Linked DNA regions of Mus musculus: region 2 is linked to region 1. The links are chromatin loops, found by intact Hi-C in ENCODE. Cell type or tissue: gastrocnemius. All regions are shown on one strand. Each heading gives the region's core, and the rest is flanking DNA. Links, peaks and the distances in the headings are about the cores only.

Region 1 (12,532 bases), core at 1,589-9,588:
GTAGAGATTGAGCACTAAGTCTGAACAATGATATGCTGGTAGATCAACACAGTACAACACTTAAAGCTAGGGTCTAGACCTCTTACATCTGAAACCTAACAGGATACTGTTTAAATGTTTTGAAAAATATGATCTTAGAAGTCTATGGGTTTGTGTTATATGAGCTAAAATGTCTCAAAATTATCTTCTTTTCATTGACTCATCATTTCTCTCCAAAAATCTGCTGCATTCTTCAGATTTATCATTGTTAAAATAAAAATTAAAGTGCCTCCAAATTATTGTTGAGTGAGACATGGTGAAGGGCTGAAGAAAAAAATTCCCCATCCCTATAGAGTTTATATTTTATTGGCTTATTCCTAATTATTTTTGAGTATAAAATATTTAATATGATACAGTAATATCATAAAAGTGATTTTTATAATGTATGTTTGAAATTTTGGAAATTTTTGTCCTGATATTCTTCATTTGAACCTTAAGCTATTTGACTGTTGTAACATGACTGCTTATCACACAGATTTAAATATAACCTGGGTCAAATAATATCTCCAATCAAAAGAAAAAATATCTGAAATAATAGAGTAGAGCTAGAGAATATTTAAAAATTGACAATCTTTATTTTTTAACAATAGTTTTTTTATTTTTGAAATTATAATAATTATATTATTTCTACTCTTCCCTTTCCTTTTCCCAACCTCTCCCATCTATCTTATCTCTCTTGTTGTCTCTCAAATTCATGGCCTTTTCTTCAGATATTTACACACACACACACACACACACACACACACACACACACACACACACTCTGAGTGCATATACATCACTATAGCCTGCCCAGTCTGTATAATGTTACTTGTATGGATGCATACATTCTACGTCTTGGTGTGGGACAGCAAGTTACAGGACTCTTTTCTGGGGAAGACTGTTTTTCCCACTCTCAACATTCTTTAGTTACCTGGAATTCTTAGTCTAGGGTTCTTTGCATTTTTGATGGGCTATGGTTTTCTGTGATGATCTTCATCTGTTGCATATAGAAGTTTCTTTGATGACAGGTGAGAGTTACATTTACCCATGAGCATAAGGATAGATATTTAAGATGAAGTTAAAGATTATGTTGGCTAAGTAAAGTGATAGTTGTAGGTTCTCTTTCAGGGTCCATGAGTTTTCTAGCCCGGATAGTTGGCTAGGTTTGCAGAATCAGACATGATTTCCCTCTTGTCGAGTGGGCCTTCAGTACAGCTAGAAAGCTATTGGATACTACTAAGATGTGAGTGCCACTATTACAGCCTTGGTGTTCTTACACTATGCTGGTAATTATTGTGGTTCATAGGCATATATGCCTTTTTTTTCTTTCTTTCTCGAGACAGGGTTTCTCTGTATAGCCCTGGCTGTCCTGGAATTCACTTTGTAGACCAGGCTGGTCTCAAACTCAGAAATCTGCCTGCCTCTGCCTCCCGAGTGCTGGGATTAAAGGCGTGTGCCACCACACCCAGCTCATAGGCATATTTTTTAATCTATTTTTTGAGAATTTTCACACATGAGCATTGTATTTATATCCTTTCCACCCACCCAACTCCCCCATGTCCACTTCCACTCCTCAGATCATTGACCTTATGCTCTTTAATTATTACTCTCTCTCTCTCTCTCTCTCACACCTCTCTCTCTCTCTCTCTCTCTCTCTCTCTCTCTCTCTCTCTCTCTCTCTCTCTCTCACACACACACACACACACACACACACACACACACACACACACGTCAGTTTATTTAGGTTCATCAGAGTTCATTTACTTAGTGCTGCTTGTGTTCTATCTGTTTAGGCCTGGCATCTTGGGATTGGGTTACCTATTGGGGGTCTTATCCCTGGAGAAGACTAAGCCTTCTTCTCTTAGAGGCCATTAACTGCCTATAAATTTTTAATCTAGGAGTGGGTTTATGTGAGCTTTTCCCCATGACAACTGGTATTTAGGGCACCAAGCTAGATGTTCTTATTCAATAAAACAGACACCTTTTAAGCATCTAAATTGTTTGCATCTTGTTCAATCTGCTTCCTGCACTCTTTCTCATCCTCAGCACCACGGTCTGGTACCCTTTTCTCCCCTGTTCATTACTTCTCCAACAGTTCCTGCTTTCTCTAGTTTTTGGTCTGTATTTCTGAGGAGTGCTGTATCAGCTGCATGGTGGACGGGCAAATGAACTTCTGTAGAAGGACTCCTATTGATCAAAGCTCTTGTCAAGCTTAACAGAAAATATCTGGTGGAAATCTGGGACCAATATCAAAGTGATATTGCCAAACAGTTCCATCCATTATAAATTAGGTTATTTGTAGCAGTAGGTTATTTTAAACAAGTTGCACAAGGGCTAAGTATTTTGGAGTTTTGAACTGATTTCTTCCTTCTTTGCAAATCACTAACTCAAAATCTATGGTCTGTAGAACTTTAAAAACTAGGCATTAAATCAAACCCATGACAATAATGACCATTAAATAATTTTCAAGCGGACATCAAGACGTTAGCTTCTACTTTCCCCCAATCTCATTTATACATTAGATTAAAATCTAGATTTAAGAGCTAGAAAATTGCTATGTGTAGTGGTTACATATATGATCTCAGATCTTAGTAAGCAGAAGCAGGAGAATCAGGAATTCAAGCCTAGCCTGGGCTACATAAGATACTGTCTCAAGAAACAAGCAAACAAAACAAACAAACAAACAAGCAAGCAAGCAAGCAAGCAAGCAAATAAGAAAACCGAAGGTTTAATCTATTGGATGACAACTTACATGTCTGCTTGTGAAATTTCTAAGTGCATGCTAACTACTCTGGAGGATAAAACCTAACTTACACCCAAATTAAAAAAGAAAGGTAGGTAGCAATACAGCTTAGTGTGATCGCAGACTCGAGGAGTGCTGTGGTACTCAGACGGAAGAGCGAGCATCTCTGAGGACTAGGGCCAAGTCTAAAGGCCAAAGGAGAAGGAGATCCTCAGACAGCAAAACCTAATAGAGGAGTTATCCATGTGCCTAAAATTCCATTGTATATATTTATGCACTTTCTCAGATTCTTTTCCAAAGAAAGGATACAGCTAAAAGAAAAAGAGAAGAAAAAAAAAAACCCAAATATAATCAGTATTGCTATATGTGAATTTAAAGCACATATAGTTTTCAACTTTTTAAAATTTACAAAGTGTGTGAATACATGTGTGTGTGTGTGTGTGTGTGTGTGAATACATGTGTGTGTGTAATATGTGTGGAGGTCACGGGGAGGCTTAGGACAGTTCACTCCTTCCTTCTGCCATATGCATCTGAAGGGATTGAACTCAGGCCACCGGGCTTGATTGCAGGTACCTTTATATGTGTGCTGAGCCATCTCCCTGGCCCGCAGAGTTCTTTTTACTCCATTAGACATGTTGTCTATAAACTAACAACACTATATTATATGCATTTCTTATGTCTGTACTCAGGCCAAGTCTTAGATGGGCAATATGGCTTTCAGAAATCTTTCTAATGTCACATGCCTCAGAACATCTTCAGAGAATCGAAAACACTATTGTAGTAGATGAAAAGCTCTGTGCTTTCAAGAGAAGCCCTTGAAGGCTACATGTAACTATAGCTTCTAATTAAATTGAGTCACACATTTAAATAAAAATACATACTTACTATTATTTGTAATATTGGCTAAAAAAATCACAGATTTGTATAATAGAAGAAGTGGGGCCAATTAATAGAGTCCTCCCAAGGAGAGCGGAGACCTAGAGGCAAATTCTAATCTAATTTTTTGGTGTCTACTGATTTTTCTCTCGTTTCTTCAATAGCGTTCTCTAAAACATTAACTGTATGTTTAGAAATGGAAGTCTCAGTACTCATTGAACTTCAGAAAGGGTTTTTGGATATGTGTCAGGGCCTTTCATCTTTTCTGCCTCTAGGGGGAAGTGTGTTTTCAACAATTCTGTCGTGCAGAAGGGATTTTCTTGTGCATTAAGGCTTCACTGTGGTAGTCTTCAGTGTGACCTCGGGATTGGCTGGACAAGATGGAAGGACCTTGGAAAATCTGCAAGGACCCTCACTTCACGAGTTTCAGGCCAGGGTTCTGAGGCAGGGGGATTGTGGAGAAAAATGCCCCAGACATTTTAAAAGTACATTTCAAAGAATCATTCTTTGAAATGACACATAACTTCTCCATACTGTGGGGCTGTGGCCAAAAAAAATACCTGGACACAAAACTCACTGACAGAACTAGAAACAAAATAGTTCTTGGATATTGATGAAAACATTTCTAAATCTTTTAAAACGTCTATGAGTTTCTGTAATATCGCATTTAACATTAATATGTTTAGGCTTTCAGCTAGCTAATTTTATTCCTTTGTTTTCTTTGACAATCGAAGTTGATAACTGAATTCTGAATGTGAAAAACATGGCCCTTCCCCAATTTCAGTGATTAGGTTTTTGTTTTTTTGTTTGGAGTTGAAAGGAACAGTATGTAAAACCTGAACGCAAGACTGTTTCTACTTATCCCTTTTCTTTCCTATTTTACTAACATTTATGATAAAAAATGTTACAAAAGTTATCTTTATCAAGTGGTGTTCAGTTTTACTGTTCTGGAAAGCCTAAAAACATATTGCTAAGATATTATAAGATGGTGCGTGCCAGTGTTTGTGTGTGTGTGTGTGTTACATTGCATTGAATTTATCTTAGCCAAGTAACTCCCATCTCCAGCTTTCTTTTTTACCTTTTATTGGTGATGGGACCTTGTAAAATTAAATCACCCAGGCTGGCCTTGTGTTATTCTGCAGCCCAGGCAGCCTTTGATATCCTCCTGAGTAGTTTGTGTCACCAGGCCCAGTTAAAAATGTGATACACAGAATATGATTGACAGTGACAATCTGCTTGGTTACCAACCCTATTTTACATAGTATTGTAGGTGACCTTTTCCAACAGTAAATATCCTCAGGAGACAAAGAGCTGTTTAAATGCAACTTGTAGGGGCTGGTGAGATGGCTCAGTGGGTAAGGGCACTGACTGTTCTTCCAAAGGCTCTGAGTTCAAATCCCATGGTGGCTCACAGCCATCCATAATGATATCTGACACCCTCTTCTGGTGTGTCTGAAGTCAGCTACAGTGAACTTATAATAAATAACTTAATAAATAAATCTTTAAAAAAATAAATGTAACTTGTACATTCTTTGGGTCACAGTTCATTTTTTTCTGGACTAAGATGGCAGAACTATGTGATAGTTATACATGGTAGTTTTAGCTGGTTGCCCAAAGAACTCTGATGGAAAGTAAACAGATCCTCCTAACACCCAGAATAAGTAAACACAAACCTCCCAAGAGCACAATAGACTTGTTACTGTTAATAATCTTGCACTGTTGGCACTGGAAGACCTTTTAAAAAAAATCTCAGCATCTGTTCAGTTGGAATCTGCAAGGATGTGTTGAACATGCACGCGGACAGCAACCCTGTGTTCCCCTCCCCTCTGTTTCTGGACTGATCCACCATTTCCTGTTGTCTGTGCTCTTTAACAACAGGCTGGAAGCTGAGTGCTTCTACCCAAAGGCCACAGGGAGGCCAGGGTGCTAGCCATAACGTAAGTGCACTGCCCTGCTGTTGACCCAAGAGCGAGGCTGGGCAGCGCCAGAGATGCGAGAGGCACTCCATACCCGGTGCCCCTGAAATCCCAGACTCTTCCAGTGAGCCCACATGGTACACTGCAGAATCATACCGCTGTTGGCTGGTGTTCCCCAGACACAGGGCATACCGGGTAGTAATAGGAAACCGGCTCCGTCCTTCACGTCTCCTGGCAACCAGTTGAAATCCACTAAGACCCTCGGAATCCAGGATTTAGCTGTTTATTTTTTTCTTAAATAACGATGACTCTATAAACAAATGTTTGCTCTCCCAAGTGTTCAGGAAGGATTTAATTGCTGCGAAGTGCTAAATGTCAGTTTCCAACGTACGTGGATAACTCTTCAGAATTCAAATTTATATATCCACCTCTCTTAGAACTGGTTAGCAGTTCTAATTAAATAAACAAAAGCTCACCTAGGATTTAGAAGCCCCTACTTACAGCGAAGGCTTAGGGATCACTGTCCAACTGAAATCTAACCGGCACCCGGTATGAAGTTACCTTCGATTGCAGTTTTTTTTTTTTTTTTTTTCCACTGCTAGAGAGGGTGATGGAGAGAGGGCTGTTAGTCACTGATGCCTGGATTTGCCATGTCCTCGAACACCTCGATTTATCACTTCATAGTCACAAATGAGAGCAAGGACATTTTAGGGGGCTCGTAACTATTAAAAAAAAAGAAGAGAAGGAGAAGGAGAAGGAGAAGGAGAAGGAGAAAAGGAAGGAGGAGAAGGAGAAGAGAAGAGAAGAAAGAAAAAGAAGAAGAAGAAGAAGAAGAAGAAGAAGAAGAAGAAGAAGAAGAAGAAGAAGAAGAAGAAGAAGAAGAAGAAGAAGAAGAAGAAGAAGAAGAAGAAAAGAAGAAGAAATAACTATGACTTAACAGCAGCAGCCTGGGGCAGCGGGTGAAGAATCGCGTTCAAGATCCTGCCGAAAGAGGGCGTAAGTTTAAGTTAAGATTGGAGCACACACTGACGCCCAGCCAAATGAAAGAACATTTAGAAACATTTTAAATTAACTTTAATTTGCAAGACTTTGGTGTCAGAACTACCTTGTGTAATACAGCCTGTTCTCGCCGTAAATGTCTTTGCTGCGTGACCACGAAAAGAGGGTGCAGGGCCCTCTGGACCTGCGCAGCTGCTCGGTTCAGAGACGCGCCTCTCTGGTCTGAGACTTCTCCACAATCCTTTCCACTCCGTCTGCATCGCTGTGGTAGCTGTGACCAGTGGAAAGACTGGGTCTACCGGGCAGGACCTTTCTGGGCATCCTAGACTATCGGGCATCCTGGAACAGAAGCGCTGGGGTTGGCAGACTGCTTTTTAGGTACTTAAAGATTCTCTGGGGGAAGATCTGGGGGGCCGGGAAGCGGGAGTCCCTTTTAGTTGCCTGGTTTAGCAAATAGTACCTTAGGGTGATGCTTTTCAAGCTCCGCGACACTTCCTGGAGCGGAATCATTTATCCAACATCGGAAGCAACAAGTTTCGCTTTTCTGGTCTCAGTGACCCCGCGGAGGGGCTGCGCACTGGGACACGGTGACGCTGCGCCCACTGTGATTCTAGCGTGTCCCAGCAGCCCAGAGGGAGGAGGGCACCCACGCCGGGTGGGGGAAGGAGCGGTGCGACACCGTGCAGGCCAGATGGGCTTACCAGCTCTGCAAATGAATTTTCCTGCACCAGGACCTTGTTCCTTGTTCCCCGACCTTGCTCCAGGGACCAGAAAGGTCAGGTGCGGGACAGGACTGGGCGCACCCAGACAGAACGTGGCCAGATCAAGAAAAGAGGTGAGAGTCTATGGAGTTTTGCAAGGAAGCCACCAATTTGGAGAAACATTTCCCCTTCGTTTTTGCAGTGTGTGTGTATGAGTGTGTGCTTTGTGTATGTGCGCGCACTCATTTCTTTCAAACATATATACACTTTTTTTTTTTTTTTTTTTTTTAATCCTGGGGTTGGAGAAAGCGGAGCCAGGGAGAGGCGGGGACCTTAGAGTAACGCTGTGCCGCGAGGTCTCCCGCGGGTGTAGACGTGGGCGGTTGCGGCTTTGGGCCAAATCTGAGCACCGGCAACTAGTGGGGCTTAGGGACCCGGCAACCGCGAGTAGGCCAGGGGTGCGGGGAGGAGCCCTGATGTAAGAATGTTAATGAGAGGCTCCCCCAGCCCAGCCCCCACCCCGCCCCACCCCCACCCACCCCACCCGTTGCAGAGACAAGCCCGGCCTCGGCGCGCCATGTGTGGTAACGCGCTGCGCCGCTGCCACGCTATTTAAACCCCGGCTATGGATCCAGAAAGCCGCGCGAATCAATGGGATCAAACGCGAAGGAGGTGCACCGTCAATTACAAGCACTTGGACAAGTTTAACTTTTTTTTTTCTTTTACAAATAAGGCCTTCAAACGCAACCTTAGCAACGCCCAAATAAGAAGCCACCTCTAAGCCAAATAGCCTATGTGCAAAGGGAGGGAGAATATATATATTGATAATAAGTCTATATGTATATTACAGACGCACAGGTTTACATTCTGTGAACTTTTTTCTTTCTTTCTTTGCTTTAAAATTTTTTTTTTTATTTTTTAAACCTAGGGACATTGTAGAGGAATCTTCCTATCTTTTGGCGAGTTACTGAAGGGGGTATTCTGTTTTCTTGGAGCGCCCAAGGGGGCGCAGGGACAGAGGAAAGAAAAGAGCTGGGAGGAAAAGGGCAGGGTGGGTGGGGGGCAGAGGGCGAGCCGGCGGCCAGGGCGAGCGCTTGCTGGCAACACGATGCGGTCCTTGCTGCTGTTCACTTTCTCGGCGTGCGTGCTGCTGGCCCGGGTGCTGCTGGCTGGCGGCGCGAGCAGCGGCGCCGGGGACACCCGGCCAGGCAGCAGGCGCCGGGCGAGAGAGGCGCTGGCGGCTCAAAAGATCGAGGTGCTTGTTCTATTGCCCCGGGACGATTCGTACTTGTTCTCGCTGGCCCGGGTGAGGCCGGCCATCGAGTACGCGCTGCGTAGCGTGGAGGGCAATGGCACCGGGAGGAAGCTGCTGCCGCCAGGCACTCGCTTCCAGGTGGCCTACGAAGACTCGGACTGCGGCAACCGCGCGCTCTTCAGTCTTGTGGACCGCGTGGCGGCGGCGCGCGGCGCCAAGCCGGATCTCATCCTGGGGCCCGTGTGCGAGTACGCGGCGGCGCCGGTGGCTCGGCTGGCGTCTCACTGGGACCTGCCGATGCTGTCCGCAGGAGCGCTGGCCGCCGGTTTCCAGCACAAGGACACGGAATACTCGCACCTCACGCGCGTGGCGCCTGCCTACGCCAAGATGGGAGAGATGATGCTCGCTCTGTTTCGCCACCACCACTGGAGCCGTGCAGCCCTGGTCTACAGCGACGACAAACTCGAGAGGAACTGTTATTTCACCCTCGAGGGGGTCCACGAGGTTTTTCAGGAGGAGGGGTTGCACACGTCTGCCTACAATTTCGACGAGACCAAAGACTTGGACCTGGACGACATAGTGCGCTACATCCAAGGCAGCGAGCGAGGTGAGCGGGAGCGGGACCAGGGGGGTCCTTGGCTCTGACTCAGCGGTTCTCAGTGGCTCTCCCCCAAACCCCACCAAGTCAATCTTCTGCAGACCCCACCCTTCCCCGTAACCCAAGGACCCGTGGAGGTCGCGCGGGGGCTTGTCCAAGTGTGAGCTGCCTGATCCAGGGACGGGTGGAGGATAGCCCATCGCGGTGGAAGGGGTGTGCCTACACAGTCTCGGGGAGGTGGATCTGGCCAGTCGAGGGAACGTCTGAGCCGCTTGCTAGCGCCATCCCAGGTATGACAGGTGTGGCTAAACACCAAGGGTTTTCCCCCTCTTCGACAGCTCCGGAGTCCCGTGAGTTCCAGGAATTCCCTACTCTGTCCATTGCAGTCGCGCGCCCCCTGGCAGGGCCACAGCGTCTGGGGACGCCCCAGCAGTCTCGCAGCTTCTTGACTAGCTGGGGGTTGGGACGCATCTCCTGGCTCCCCTGGCTGCTCTTTCCACTGACCCTAGGTCTCTTTTTAAAGCCTTCCTTTTAGATTCCTTCCATGCCCTTTCTAGTGTCTTACAAGCTTCGATACAAGCACCAGAAGTGCGTCGCCGTGTCTGAATTCAGGCGACTCTCACTTCCCCCGGGAGCTTTGGGCTTCGAAGCCTCTGAAAGCGCGCGCAGAGCTGGGCTTGGGCGGAGCGCGCCGGAGGATCGTGCGCCGAGCTTCCTTCCCACGGGTCCCCTGCCCGGCCCTTTCTCCGCAAGTCGCTGAGGGTTTGGAACAGTAGCCAAACTAGACAGAGAATTTGGTACTGGGGAATGGGATCATGGCTACGGGGAGCGTGGGAATTCTCCGCAGCTGCCCAGGTTTCTGTCGTGTAGATAGAGGAAGGAGCCGAATCCCAGCATAGGGCATGAGTCCGGACGTCCCGGTTGGGGCTCACACATTGGAGAAATCTCGCCTTTGTTTCCCCTTGGTGCGCAGGCGCCCAGAATGTCCGCGGTATTACCCTCCCCCTATGACCCCACACCGCAAAGCTTCCGATGTTCGTTCGGAGGTGCTATCCTGGTGAGACCTAGGAGGGGCCGAGCTAAGCCAGGCACCTAGTTTGCCCAGTGTTGGTCGCACGAATGCTGGGGACCTGGGCCTGGCTGTGGCGGGACAGCGGAACACTAAGCTTGCAGGCTCAGAACAGGTGAGGTGGGCAGAAAAAGCTTCAAGAGTGGGGCCACAACTGCCCCTCCCCGCTCTCTACTCTAACTTCAAGGTGTTGTAGACAGTGCAGACAGGACAAGTTTCGACCTAAGAACTCCAGGCTGTCTGCGCAGAATCACTGTTAGGTGCGCAGGCAGGGCGTTGGTTATGTAAAAGGAAAGTTCTGTCCTATGGTGGCAGATTTGCCCCTGTTGGGCGAGAAACCCACATCTACTTTCTCCCCCCACTCCCAGTCCTCCGGCTACTGCAGCCTCTCGCGGTCCTGGGTACTGTTACTTCTTCAGTTCTGGGCTTCCAGAGCCTTAACTAAAAGCTGGAGACTTCCCAGGGCAGGCTGGGAATGGGGGCGTGTCCTCACGCCTGGCTAGATCCATCCGAGCTTTGCAAATTCTGGTCATTGCCTTGCTGAACCTAGAAAGGCGGTGACCTTGGTACAGTGGCCTAGGGTGAGAGGCCTGGCAGATCTGTCAGTTCCGCTGTTGGGCCCTTGAGCCGCACAGTGCTCTTAGAACCGTGATGGGGGAGGGCCACACTGTGAGAGTGGGCTGGGGGTTGGGGTGGGGTTGGGGCAGGTGTGTTTCGGTTTAAAAGGACTACAGCCTGCGTTCTTTATTTTTAAATAGTCAGGCTTATTTTAGATCTCCTAGCGCTCATTTCTCGTTCAATTTAGCAGTGCAAGCTTGTTAGTCTGGTGTGTGTGTATTTTATAGGTGAAATTATTATGATCTTATGATTCTTTCTCTAAAATCTGTGTCAGCAACAATAAGGCGAATTTTCTGAAATATAAATAAAAAATTCCAGGCTGCCCTTCTTTCAATTTCTTACTCTTTGTAGAGAAAGTTGGGAGATCTCAGGGCGCTGAGTCTCCACCTCATCGTGGCTGCTCAACGCATTAAGTAGTGGGGGTTTAGTATATGGTTTCAGGGGAGTTTGTGGCTCAGCCACTTGCTAGCTGTCAGGATCCGGGGCTGTTAAACTGTACCCCATCTTCTTCAGGTAAAGTGGGCTTCCTGCACAGCCACATCTTGGGGATGCTGGAAGGGTTTAATGAACTAAGTGACCAGAATTCTTTGAAACAGCGCCAGACCCACACAGTAAATGTGTGGGTTCATTGTAGCGGGCGTTGTGCTATATTCGATAATAATCACCTTCACCCAGAAGGGGAAGCCATGTCCTGGGAAGAGCTTTAGGCAGAGAAGACCACACCTCTGGACTCAGCCTTTCTGCCTTGCAAGGCACTGAACGTGGAACAAGGAGCTCGATGAGAATCAGGCCTCTTCCAACTGCTATTCTGATGTGGAGATTTTACATTTGATTCTCCCAATAGGGATGTATCTGAAAGCGTTTCTGTCACAGAGCATCTTCTACCTTTATGAGCCAGGGCGTGCTTTAGAGAGTCCCTCCCACCCCCCAAATATGTTTGGAAAGAACATTTCAACTTTAAAATCAAATTAAGGATATCTGAATATCTTCACTGGTAAAGTGTGACCTGTGGCCTTCCCAATAATGTGATTACGTTTTCTTTTGGTTACATAATGCCCTTTAGAAAGAAAAACTGAACAAACACTTCCCCAAGTCCTCCCCCAAATTATTCTTATCTCCTAGGGGGCTTGTCAGCTAAGTCAATTGAAAAACTTAAAAAGTCTAATATAATCAAAAGATACACCTGAGTATGTGTGATTTAATAACATTGATCTCACAGCATGCATTTATATTAGCAGCTAAGATGATAACACAGAGTCAAATTTCAACTACCCGGCATGAGGGCAATAGAGAGTTTCCCAAGAGCCAGCCAGCCAGCATCAGGCAGCCTTGAGAACTAGGGAGCAGTAGATGAGATTTCACAAGGGATGGCTTGGCTGTGCATCCTGGTTATTATAAGATGGTGACCAATTTTTATATACATGGGGTGGGCAGAGAATACTGGAAAGTGCTTTTTGAATATTTAAGTCTTTTTAACATCAATTTCTGTTTTTAATTACAGATAAACCTTTGAGTTGTAAGAGAAATATTATTTTTTCCCCAGAAATCCCACATAAAACTAGAGAAGATGACTCCTTAGGCAGGTAGCGAAGCTATGGTAACCTTTTACATTCAGGATTGGTCTATCTCATGTACTAAAGGGGTTCTACAAATACTTTAGGAAATAGACACCTGTGGCAGACATACCTACATACATACATACATACATACATGCATGCATATATGCATACATACAT
Region 2 (12,532 bases), core at 2,494-10,493, 160 kb after region 1:
TGCAGCACGACATACAACCTTGGATATCTCTGGAACACAGCTTCTTTGTGCTCTCAGAAAACACTTTCCAGAAGACTTCACCTCAGTGATGCTGGTCTCTTCTTAATCACCACTAATTTCTTAGCTCCAGCTAACCAGCATCAATTTTCCCAGTAGTCCCTTCTACTTTTCACTCTAAAGTCAGAGCCATATGGCTGAAGCTGCCATGTTCTACTGGTTGCTGGGGCTGGAACATGCCCCCTGCCCCTTATTCCATTACCAGCTTTCTGTTTTCCAACTCCCTCACTGCCTAAGCTTGGCATTCATGGAACTTGCTTTGTAGATTGACCTTGAACTCAGAGATCTGCATGGATCTGTCTCCTGTAATGCTGGAATTAAAGGTGTGCACCACCATGCCTGGATTTAAGATTTTCTTCACCTAGAACCTTCTTTGTCCCAGGCTGGCCTTGAACTCAGAGACCTGTATGACTTTGTCTTCTGGGTTTAAAGGTATGTATTACCATGCCTGGATCTAAATTTAACTGGATGGGATTTTACCCCCAAATCCCTCCATCTGTTATCTCCTAGAATATAGGATTCAGGTCCATTTCACTTCATGGTGCCCTTTTAATACTTGAACCATATATTTTATATTTTTCTTTTCTCAGCTTGTTCCTTTTCATTGAGATGCTCTTCATAAGACTAAACCAGAGAACGAAGTCTCTGTTGGTTGCTTCTGAGACTTCCTCTGTCAGTGCAATTAATCTGAGTCTCTTTATACCTTAGCCTCAGGCAGATTCTTCAGCCATGGAGACTGCAGTGTTTGGAGTTTGCCAGCTGGTTTCCTATCTTGCTTTGGGGATTACAGTTAAGTGATTGGATGGATCTTAGAAGAGACTTTGAACTTTGGACTTTTAACTTAGTTGAGACTGTTTTATAGACTATGTGGGGCTTTTGAAGTTGGACTAAATGTATTTTACATTATGCTATGTTTGGATATGGGCCTCATAGACTTATATGCTCAGGCAAAGTCTATGGGGGCCAGGGAGTGGAATGTGATGGTTTGTATGTGCTTGGCCTAGGTAGTAGCACTATTAGAAGGTGTGGCCCTGTTGGAGTAGGTGTGTCACTGTGGGTTATAAGACCCTTTTCCTAGCTGCTTGGAAGCAAGTATTCTGCCCGCAGCCTTCAGATGAAGAAGTGGAACTCTCAGCTGCTTGCACCATGCCTGCCTGGATGTTGCCATGTTCCTGCCTTTATGACAATGGACTGAACCTCTGAACCTATAAGCCAGCTCCAATTAAATGTTGTCCTTATAAGAGTTGCTTGGTCATGGTGTCTGTTCACAGCAGTAAAACCCTAACTAAGACACATAGCTTACATAAATATTTGTCAAATACACAAATTAATGATTTCCAGAAATGGTTAATAAAATGGAAATCCAGAGAAAGTATTTTTGAATAGTTAGTGGTCTAAAACATTTTTTTGAGTCAAGGTCCAAGCTGACTTCAAACTTAGAGTAATTCTTCTGTCTCAGCCCCCTGAGTTCTGGGATTACAGTTGTGAACCATCACATCTGCCTAGCATGGTGATTTTCAAACTGAGTTGTAGTCATCTGAAAGCTCCATGAGGCCCCATCATGAGTCAGTGGAGATGGGGGAGAAGTGGAAGGAATATATCACTCCCAGCAACATTGTAAGAGTCATTTTAACAATCTGCTCTATCCAATGGAGACCCATAGGGGCAAGGAGTCAGGGCATTGCTCTCTGAGGGTTTGAATTGGAATGGACATCAGTATAAGAAGAAAGAACAGCATTCTGGTGCGGAAGCACAGAATATGGCTGTCTGCATCATTTATTTTTCTCCTCTAAACCCTAGTTGATCCTGGAAAGAGTAAGGCTTCAGGAACAGCAAGATCAAAAATGAGCTATAGGCACATACCTACATTTTTTTTTTACAATTGCAGAAAACCAGCCACTCTTGGCCACAACCAGGAGCCCCCTTGTGAGCTTAGAATGGCCGTGTTGTTTCACTGTTGTAACCACCAACTCTTGCATTAGAGTTGCAGAGAACTGCAAAGGGCCAAAGGCCTGCAAACATTCCTTCCATGGCTTTTATTTAAGGAACGTGGTTTGCTTTGTAAAGCAGGGAAAGGCCAGTGAAAGGGAAGCTGGATGGTAGGCATATTCCCAGCAGCCTGGGGTGAACCCATTGTCCAAGTGATAACAGCGCCACATAACTCTACAGCTCGACTTTATCAGTGCGCTTTTAAGATTCTAAAAACACCCTTTTGGTTACAATTTGCAAGAGAGAAGCTATGCAGACAGCCATCGATGGGCTCGAGTTCTGTTGTTTGGTCTGATTTTTAGATAAATAGCCAATCTTCTTTGGATTGCCTTCTTTTTTCCTTAGTTAGTGTTTTTTTTTTTTTTGTTGTTGTTGTTTTTTTTTGTTTGTTTTTAATTTACTATTTTATTTTTTTATTTTTTATTGCTATGATAAGACAGTTACCAGAAGCACCCAGGAAGTTCTGGGTCACACTCTATCACTAAGGGACATCAGAGCAAGGTCTCGAGCAGGACAGGACTTGATGTTGAGGCCATGGAGGAGTGCTGTCTCCTTGCTTGCTCATGACTCTCTCAGCCATTTTCTTATAGTACCCAGAACAGCTTGCCCACAGGCAGCACCACCCACAGTGATCTGGCCCCTCCCATATCAATCATTAGTCAAGAAAGGGAACCACAGGCTTGCCCACAGGCCAATCTGGTGGGGGCATTTGCTCAACTGAGAGTATTTCTCTTCTCATGATTCTAGCTTGTGTCAAGTTGACCTAGAAACTAGCCAGTACACTATGCATTACTTTCAAAGATTAAAATATATAGTATTCTCAAATTTGCAAACGTTCCTATTTCTTCCAACCTCATTATGAAGAAGTGGTTTCTGTTTGCAGAATATCTACTTAGACTCCCCTATGCATGGAAGTATCCACATATGTGTCCACTGTACCGTGGCTACTGGGCTAACAGCTATTTGGCATTTCATGCCAATAACACAAGACAGTCTGCACTGTTGTAAGATGGCGCTCTTGCTGTGGCCTCCTGTGACTCTGGCTTGCCTGACAGTAAGATGGACTTAACCAGTCCCCTTCTGTGACCACTTGATGACTTCTAGCATTTGATGTCTCCGAGAGTTCCAGTGGACAACCATGCTCCTGGGTTCTGCTTGAGAGTTAAGTGGACCTGGTGCTGAGAGCTATCATGGCTGGTCAGCCCTGGTGAGTTCCATACTCGGACAAAGTCAGTTGGCTCAGCCTTTGATTTCCCTGTTGATCTGCTTCTGAGGTGGGTTCTATGGCCAGTCCTTTTTTGTACAGTTGCTCATGAAAGCCTGATTAGGGCGGTGGCACTGGCCTCCAGCGGGAAGTATAAATGACTTCTTCAAAGCCTGTTGGTAGTGTCTTCACAGTACTGCATCTGGCTTCTCCAAAGTGACAGACCGTGCTGACCATATAGTGGGTTTAATATATATCTTCTTTTCCTGTTTCATTTTTTCATTAAATCAGAAGACATAAGCAGGATGAACACTAATGTGAGTGAGTGATCTCATGATTTAGGGAGGACATCATGTAGAAGGAGGACATCAATGTGTGGTCATGAACAAAGTGCTAGTCAAGCATCCAAGATGTATGCCTTTGATGTAAGTAGGTTTCTAGAGTCACAGTGAAATCTGTTTAGTTCCTGGACCCCTCATCCTATGCAGACACAGTCTCTTCCATAACCTCTGAAGGACACACCTCTGCTGTGCACCTTGCATTAACTTAGCACAGTGGTAGGTGGTACTCAACACCAATAAACACATAGTCACCTTTGTCATCAGTTATACACGTCTATGCATGTTTCTTCTTCACGTTCCTTGTGAATTCTGGTGATACTTAATTGAGTGGTAGGCCCTTTTATGACAATTACTTCCAGAATGGACTACAGCAGTTCATATTTTCTCTTGTCTCAGGAGTTGATACTAGAGCTTTAGAGAATCACCAAGATGCTTGGTATTTAAATAAGATACATGCTTAAATACAGAAACCCCATGGATTCTGTTTGGTTAGCCTTTATGTTTGTACATTACAGCAGTGTGTTATAGTGACCTGGGAATACGTTGGAAAAAGGCACAGAGGGGTCAAATATGACAGCCATCTCTAGTCTACAGGAGTGCTTTAAAAAAAATCTTGTTGTGAGTATATATGTGTGTGTCTATGTGGTTTTTGCATGTGTACATGTTTCTATGTGTGTCTGTGAATGGTGATGGTGGTGTGTATGTGTTCCAGTGTATATGTGTGTGTGAGTTCATTAGTGTGTGTGTGTGTGTGTGTGTGTGTGTCTGTTTGTTGTGTACTGAATGTATATAGAGAGGCCAGAGAGAAATGTTTGTGTCTCCCAAAATGGTTCTCCACCTTATTTTTTGAGATAGAGGCTCTTTACTGAACGTGGAGCTTGAAGATTTGACTGGTCATCAGCTCCAGGAACCCCTCTGTCTCCACCTTCTAATGATAACATGACGGGCACACACATGAGGTTTTATGTGAGTGCTGGTGCTCTGATTTCAGGTTCTTATGTTTGTGTAACAGGCACTCACCTCTGAGCCATATCCCCAGCCCTGGTGTATTCTCGTGGACATTTTAGTCTCAGGATGAAGAGCTCATGAGTTCGACTCTAGCCAGAAGTAATTTCAGGCAGAGGAACATTTGCATACAAAGATATTTTCATCAGAACTATGAATCTAAATAGGATGGATGAGGTTTAAAGACTAATACAATTGAATTATTGTGTTTTACAGAAGAGGACACTAGGGGTGTAAGAAGAAAGGTGGCCTTGATTCTCAGTCACTTTGTGATCAAGGCTAATGGGGGACAAGAAGGCAAGCCATCACTCATGTTTTATATGTACCACCACAGGATCCATGGTAAGATTCAGCTTTGTTGAGGAACATTAAAAGAGAAGAAAGGATTCAGTAACTTTTCTAGGACCTCTGGACTGCATACGTTACTCTATTTGTATCTTATACTCATTACTAGGCTTGAGTCTTGAGGGTTGTCAACACATGGGCAACTGTTTATTTGCAAATCATGTACTCCAAAATTACTTGCAACATGGTTAGAGAATTCCTCAGCGTAACCCAATGAAAAAAGAACTGTGGGAATTTCACACACCCATACAGCTGTGTTTTTATCACTGGATGTCTTTGCTCACTCATCAGGAGAGAAGGTCCTTTATCACCAGCTTGGCCGCATGAGCTTGTACCAGTCAGCAGGCCTCTCTCTTTGCATGCTCAAAATGTAGCACTTGTTAGAATAACAACATGGGTAAACTGTCAAAAGCTTCCAGGCTGTACAAGTTCTCGAGAACTGTAGGGCTCTATGTGATGGTAGCTATGATCTATATAGTTTTGGATATTAATTGTCTGGCTCAGTCATCTTTAAGACCACTGTAAAATACTGTAAAAGCTCTGCCCAATATCTGAGCATCTCCTCTACACATGACTTCCCATTTTTGCACAAATCTCTCTTCTTTCTTCTTAGACTTAACTAGGTCTTCATTAAAGTAACATGCCCACAAAAGAATGACATTTTCAGAAGGATTGTTTCAACAAAACCAGTTCCAGGCAGTCAAGTATCCCTCATCTTTTCCTTACGTGGTCCTGCTGTTTTAGGGAGCTGAATACTGCCCACAGGGTAAGGCAGAAAGAACACCAGTGCCACCACCTGGATGCAGGGAGAAAGAGGCAATGCATATCCCAGATGCTCAGTGTCTGAGGTGGGGATCAAGCCATCTTGTCTGGTTTGTCGCCTTGCCTCTCTGTGTCATCTCTAGTCATGATGTCTTTGTCTATTTTTCTCCATATGTTCTTTTATTTCCTGCACACGTGTTCATGCAACCCTAACTTCTAGTTTCTGTTTTTCTGTTTAGGAATAAGTCCAGAACATGGTGGGGGGCATGCTAAGCTGGGGCGTGAGGGAGCTGAGAATTGGGGAACACTCTGAAGGACTCATCCAGTGGGTTTTGTCTTCATGTGGGTTTGTGTTTTCTCCTGAACACACAGGAAAAGCTTATTGGCGAAATCTGGCTTCATGCTGTTTGAACTGTAAGAATCAAGCAATATGAAATCTTTTGTCCTGAAGTCAAGGGGCTAGTGACAATTTTCTTTCTCTATGAGAAACAAAACAAAACAAAACAGTACATCATCCTATCTGACTTAAGACAAGTGAGCTATGTGGCGATGCACAGGTTTTGTCTGCGTAATGTGACCCCACAGACTAAGTCAGGGCTCAGGGCAACTGTTAACAAATGGCCCTTAGACAAGTGGTTCTTAACCTGTGCATCAAGACCTCTTGGTTGGGTGGTCAAATGACCCTTTCACAAACTTGAATATCAGATATTCTGCCTATCAGGTATTTATACTATGATTCATAACGGTAGCAAAATTGTAGTTATGAAATAGCAACAAAAATAGTTTTATTGTTGGGGGTCACTATAACATGAGGAACTCTATTAAAAGGTCATAGCATTAAGAGGGTTGAGAACCACTGGCTTAGAGTAATTAGTCTGAGACAAAAGCATTCTTATACCTGTCTTCTTGGCTTCTGTAGAGATTTCCTCCTAGACAGATCCAAAGACCACCACCTTCTACAGACAGTTATTCAAATCATTAACCATCGCTGACCAGGTGTCAGACCCAGAATTACAGAAAGAAGGTGGGATCAGTTCTAAATTAAGGCTAGGTTTTTTTTATTTTTTATTTTTATGTCAATGATGTTGTCAAACATTTGTTTTTAGTAATTCACTCCAGGCTTCCATGGATACCAATGGTACTCTGAAGATTACACATAAGCCATAGGTAGAGAGGCGGGATGCTGGAGCAGTGTGCTTCTCTCTCTCTCTCTCTCTCTCTCTCTCTCTCTCTCTCTCTCTCTCTCTCTCTCTCTGTGTGTGTGTGTGTGTGTGTGAATGCCTGTGTGAGTATGACTGTTTGTGTGTGTGTCTCTATGTGAGTGTGAGCGTGTGTGTGTGCTGATACCTCTATCTGTTCTAAGTGCTTTTTTTTAATCTACTGTCTGCATCCGTGTTCTGTGATACACTGACTTCTGAGTGTTGTTTACATATAGACAGTTATGACTGATGGACTTCTAAGGATGATTGAGAACCTGAGAGAGAGCAATGAGTTTGGTCCTCTGACCCAGTCCTTCATAAACAGCGCTGATTCATCTCTAGCATTAGTATCCCTGACTCTTGTACTCCCTATGTATTTTGAGCGGTTTAATTTTGTTCTGATTTTTAAAAACTCCCAGGTTGGGTTAAGGATTCACTTGTCAGGCTGGAGGTTTTGAATAGGAACTTAGCTAGTTTCCGTCTAGAGGAATTGTAATACAACCAGAAGCCAAGTGTTCCATTTAATAGCGCCTCTCAAAAGTTAGAGTTGAGTACACAAGTTCTAATTCCTCTTTGAACTCTTTATACCACCTAAGGTTGCATGCACAGTGTTTGGCCAGCAAATACTGTTTGAACAGAACCTATAAATTCTAGAATTGAAGTATTAAACTGAAGCTTTAACTAAATAATACCCCACAATCTGACAACATCCACCTTTGTAAACTTGTTCCTGATCATGGAAATGAGATGGCAGAGTCCTGGGGAATCTCTCCTTCCTTCCTTCCTTCCTTCCTTCCTTCCTTCCTTCCTTCCTTCCTTCCTTCCTTCCTTCCTTCCTTCCTCCCTCCCTCCCTCCCTCCCTCCTTCTTTCCTTCTTCTTCCCTCTCCCTCTTCCCTCCCTCCTTTATTTCTCTTCCTTCCTTCTTTCTGTTCCTCTTCAGCTTTCCTTCTTTCTCCTCCTCCTACCCAGATTTCTTCAACACCTCCTTGACAAAGAACTGATTTCACTTTTGGCAAACTTACCCCCTCAGGACTGAGAACTTAATATTCTACTCTTAAACCATGGAAATTGATTTTCGATAACACCAAAAAGGGCAACGTGTTTGCTGAAACACGTTTCAAGTAGTATCGAAACACCCAGGATGAAAGGTAAAGCCCCTCGTTTGGTTTCTGTTTGAATAGTGTAGCCACACAATCTTTGCTGAGAGAATCAGCCTGTCCTCTCAGCCTGTGCTCCTTGGCTTTATCTTCACAGGGAAGGAATGCTTAGAATAAAACCCTAGGAGTTAATCCTGGTGGGAAGATGGTGGCACAACAGAGCTTTTGATGGTGGACAGGAAGACCCAGGACAAGATAAAGCCTCCTGCCGGGCTCACTTCCCACAGTACCACCTCTGAGTAGTCTATTGAGAAGGTTAAAGAGCAGTGGAGACCTTCATGGGCCACACTGTGCTGTGCGTCATTTATCTCCTAGACATATCAGGTTTTTCCTTTTATTGAAAATAGATTTTTTCCACATACTATGTTCTGATTATATAGTTTCCCTTCCCTCTCTTCCTCCTAATTTCTCCCCCTCCCCTCCCATCTGATCCACTCCCTTCTGTCTGGTATTAGAAAACAAACAGGCTTCTAAGGGATAACAATAAAATAAAAAATAAGCCAGGGTATGGTGGCGCACGCCTTTAATCCTAGCACTCGGAAGGCAGAGGCAGGTGGATTTCTGAGTTCGAGGCCAGCCTGGTCTGCAGAGTGAGTTCCAGGACAGCCAGGGCTACACAGAGAAACCCTGTCTCCAAAAACAAACAAACAAACAAACAAACAAACAAACAAATAATATACAACAAAAATTAACACATTGGAATAGGATAAAGCAAAGAGGAGGAAATTAGGACCAAGAAAAGGCGTAAGAGGAGCTGAAGGGGTTTGCAGTCCCATAGGAGGAACAACAATATGAACTAACCAGTTCCCCCAGAGCTCCCTGGGACTAAACTTCCAATCAAAGAAAACACATGTTGGGACTCATGGCTCTAGCTGCATATGTAGCAGAGGATGGCCTTGTGGGTCATCAGTGGGAAGAGAAGCCTTGGTCCTGTGAAGGTTCTTTGCCCCCGTGTAGGGGAATGCCAGGGTCAGGAAGCAGGAGTGGGTGGGTTGGTGAGCAGAGGGAGGGAGAGGGGATAGGGAATTTTCAGAGGGGAAACTAGGAAAGGGGATAACATTTGAAATGTAAATAAAGAAATATCTAATAGAAAGGAGAGGCATAAGAAACAGATACAGACACAGAGAGCCACTTGTTCGTGCTCAGGAATCCCGTAAAAGCACAAAACTGCAAGCCATAATATAAATTCAAAGGACCTGTAGGGTATGAAAACAGAAAAAAATAAGAATAAAAATTTTAAAAAGATGAAATTGAAAAAAAATACCCTGATGCTACATTGTGAGACAAGACGCCTCCAAATGTTCTCCCTGAGTTTGCTTTCTGTAGACCATCCACTGCTGGGCATGGAGCCTACTCTTAACAGCCGTTTGTTTCCCCAGTAAAACGCCTTTGGTAAAAATGGAATTTTCAATTGAAAGTGGTTACCAATTGGAGACATCCTCTGGTCTAAGGATGTGGGTGTGTGTCTACTTCTCCTTTCAGCTCCAGGACCCCATCTGGTGCAGATGTGTGCAGGCCCTGTGCACGCTGCCTTGGTCTCTGTGAATTCATCTGTGCCCTGATCCTGGTTTCTTTCTTTCTTTTTTATTTTTTTTCTTGAGACAGGGTCTCTCTGTGTAGCCCTGGCTGTCCTGGAACTCACTCTGTAGACCAGGCTGGCTTTTTTCAAAGGTCTTGTTTCCTTGGTGTCTTCCATCCCCTCTGGCTCTTACACTTTTTCCTCCACTTCCTTTGCAAGGTTCCCTGAGGCCTGATGGGAGGGATTTGATGGAGACGCCTGTTTACAGCTGAGCTTGGTCTCTCAGCCTTTGCAAAGTGTATCTTTTTGACATTTCTTTATATGAACACACAGTTAATTTAGATTAGTCGTCTCCCTCCCCTTATAAAAGTACACCTTATAAATGATAGGATTCTCTAGAAGAATTAAGCTTACAATTTGAGACAAATGTTGGCAAATATGTAGTTATATAATCTAAAATCATAGTCAAGATAGAGACTATTTCTATCACTACAAAAAGTTCTCTCTGACTCTTGAAGTCAATGTACTTAAGACATCCTTAGGCAACTAATTTTTTATTTTAGACCACCATAGTCTTGCCTATCCTAGAACTTTAGATAAATGAAATCATACAATTGGGTTCAATTTATGTAAATTTTGAGACCTAACCATATTGCCATATATACTAGAATTTCATTTCTTCTTATTGCTGGTAAGCAAGTTGATCAAAATCGGTTTTGATATTTATGATACTTGGGTACTTTTTAGTTTGGGTTTTTATGAGTAAGGTTTCAATGAATGCTCACTTAAGCGTAGAGAATGTGTTTTGGGAAAATACTATAATATGAGGTTAGTGTGGTGGTCTGAATAGTTATGGCCGTCATAGACTCATATCTTTGAGTGCTTGGCCCATAGGGATTGGCACTATTAGGAGGTGTGGCCTTATTGGAGTAGGTGTGGCCTTATTGGAGGAAGTGTGTCACTGTGTGGGGGGTTAGGCTTTGAGGTTTTTTATGTTCAAGCTACACACAGCCCAGTTTGGCACACAGTCTCTGTCTTCTGCCTACAGATCAAAATATAGAACTCTCAGCTTCTTCTCCAGCATCATTCCACAGCCCACTCTGTTTCCCACCCTGATGCTGAAGGTCTAAAGCTCTGAACTGTAAGCCAGCCTCCAGAGAATGTTGTCCTTTATAAGAGGTACCACGGTCATGGTGTCTTTTCACAGCAACAAAACCCTAACTAAGGCAGTTGATAAACGGTTTCCCAAAATAGATGTTTCATTTTTCATTCCAGCTAGAAACTTGAGAATGGGAGTTGCCCCACATCCTTGCCAGCACTTATTGTTGTCAGTGTTTCTAAGTTTGACCACTTGAGTAGATTTTTGTGGTGCTTTATTAATAATTTACTTTGCATCTCTCTGGTGACCAACAATGTAAAGAACCTTTAGCTAGGTTTTGTTGCTCAGTTGTGAATCTTCTGTTGTGAGTGTTCAATTCCCCACCCCCATTTGTATCAAGTTGTTACTGAGTTAGGAATTCTTCATAGAGTTGATGAGATGGTTCAATGGGTAGAGTCATTCGGCCTGGGTGATCTGAGGAAGTCTGCTTTTAATTTCCAGAGGCCACATGTAATGCTTTCATATATACATTTAGGTAGATGCTTTATGTATCTTACTGAAAGTATGCTTAAGTAACTTAAATCATTGTCTGACTGAATATTTTCTTTTAAGAAGTTTTATAGCTTTAGGCTTTATGCTCCATTTGAGTGACAATGTTGTAGAAGATGTAGATAGAAGTTCTTAGGATATCTGTGTGTGTTTGTGTGTGTGTGCCATGTGACATTTCATCTACATGGTGGTCACAAGACAGTTTTGAATATTGATATTGATATTCTGCTTTGTCTGAGATGAGGTGTCCTTTTGTTGTTGTTGATGGTGGTGGTGGTGGCCTCTGCAAACACCAGGCTACCAGATCCTGGGGATTCTCTTGTGTCAGCTTCGTAGCCAAAACAAAAGAACAGTATGAAAGTAATCTCTGGTATGGCATTAACTTACCAAAATTGTCCATTTCCCTTATGTGGACATACATGTATATTTTTAAATTTAAATTTTACTTATTTATTATTTGAGAATTTAATGCATGTATACAATGTATTTTTATCTTATCCACCTCTTCTTCCTCTCCTAACTTCATAGCATATACATAAGTACATGTACATATATACATACATATGTATATATACATACACATGTATATATACACATGCATATTTATATATACACACACACACATATACACACACATGTGCATGTATGCACGCGTGTGCACACACACACACACACACACACACACACACATACATGCACCTAACCAAGGCAAGTTAGTGCTGCACACATGCACACAGGTGTTGGATTATCCACAGGAGTGTGCCCTCCATTTATCTATCTATCTATCTATCTATCTATCTATCTATCTATCTATCTATCTATTTAAAAAATAAGCCCGTAAAGTTGCTATTATAAAAGTTTTAAGAATACATGAGAGAAACATTTCCACACTTCATTTTCTCAGAATTGGCTATGTTGAGGCAGAACACTGAGAACTGGAACACACAGTTCCTGAAGTCACAGGGCCACAATAGAGTGAAAACAAGCTTTCACAGATAGCTGGGGATCTCAGGGGATCCAGGGAAAGGCAATGGGACTTTGTGACCAGGGATGGATTTTGCTGAAACAATAGCCAGTTTTCTAGTAACAATATTGTTGTTTGCCTGATACTATTCCCATGTCTGCCAACAGCACTCTTTCTCACTGATAGTGAGAGACAGAAGGAAGACAAACAGTCTTACCTCCTTGAATCAACTTGACAATCTGCATGTCTCCACAGAGTCACTGTTTATATTTAAGATTTATTCATGTGGACATTTTGGTGACTCTTATTTGCTGTATTTTTTGTTCAGTATTATTTAATAT

Evidence for each region. Hi-C counts contacts between places; a loop is a spot of excess contacts. Peaks named below come from ENCODE experiments on the same cell type or tissue, not always from the same donor. Only the 100,000 strongest peaks of a DNase experiment are listed, where the experiment ranks them.
Region 2: it touches region 1 in a loop (3-fold over the local background); 15 of 42 quality-filtered maps call a loop at or near these places.

The regions. Positions count from the first base shown.
Region 1 is chr15:11,901,472-11,914,003 of GRCm38, reverse strand. Npr3 (natriuretic peptide receptor 3) reads left to right here and starts at 8,330. Exons shown (of 8, transcript NM_008728.2): 1 at 8,330-9,118. The coding sequence starts at 8,365. Gm5144 (predicted gene 5144) reads right to left here and starts at 7,479. Exons shown (of 2, transcript NR_131059.1): 1 at 7,016-7,479; 2 at 6,614-6,894. In gastrocnemius, for the core only: CTCF peaks have their summits at 3,908 (motif pointing right) and 6,544; DNase peaks (open chromatin) are centred at 8,477, 8,701, 9,195, 9,476 and 4 more places; H3K4me3 peaks cover 3,856 bases; H3K27ac peaks cover 2,924 bases.
Region 2 is chr15:11,746,620-11,759,151 of GRCm38, reverse strand. No RefSeq gene overlaps it. Among named protein-coding and RNA genes, the nearest start is that of Gm34501, 23 kb to the right of the region's middle. In gastrocnemius, for the core only: a CTCF peak has its summit at 5,734; a DNase peak (open chromatin) is centred at 5,734.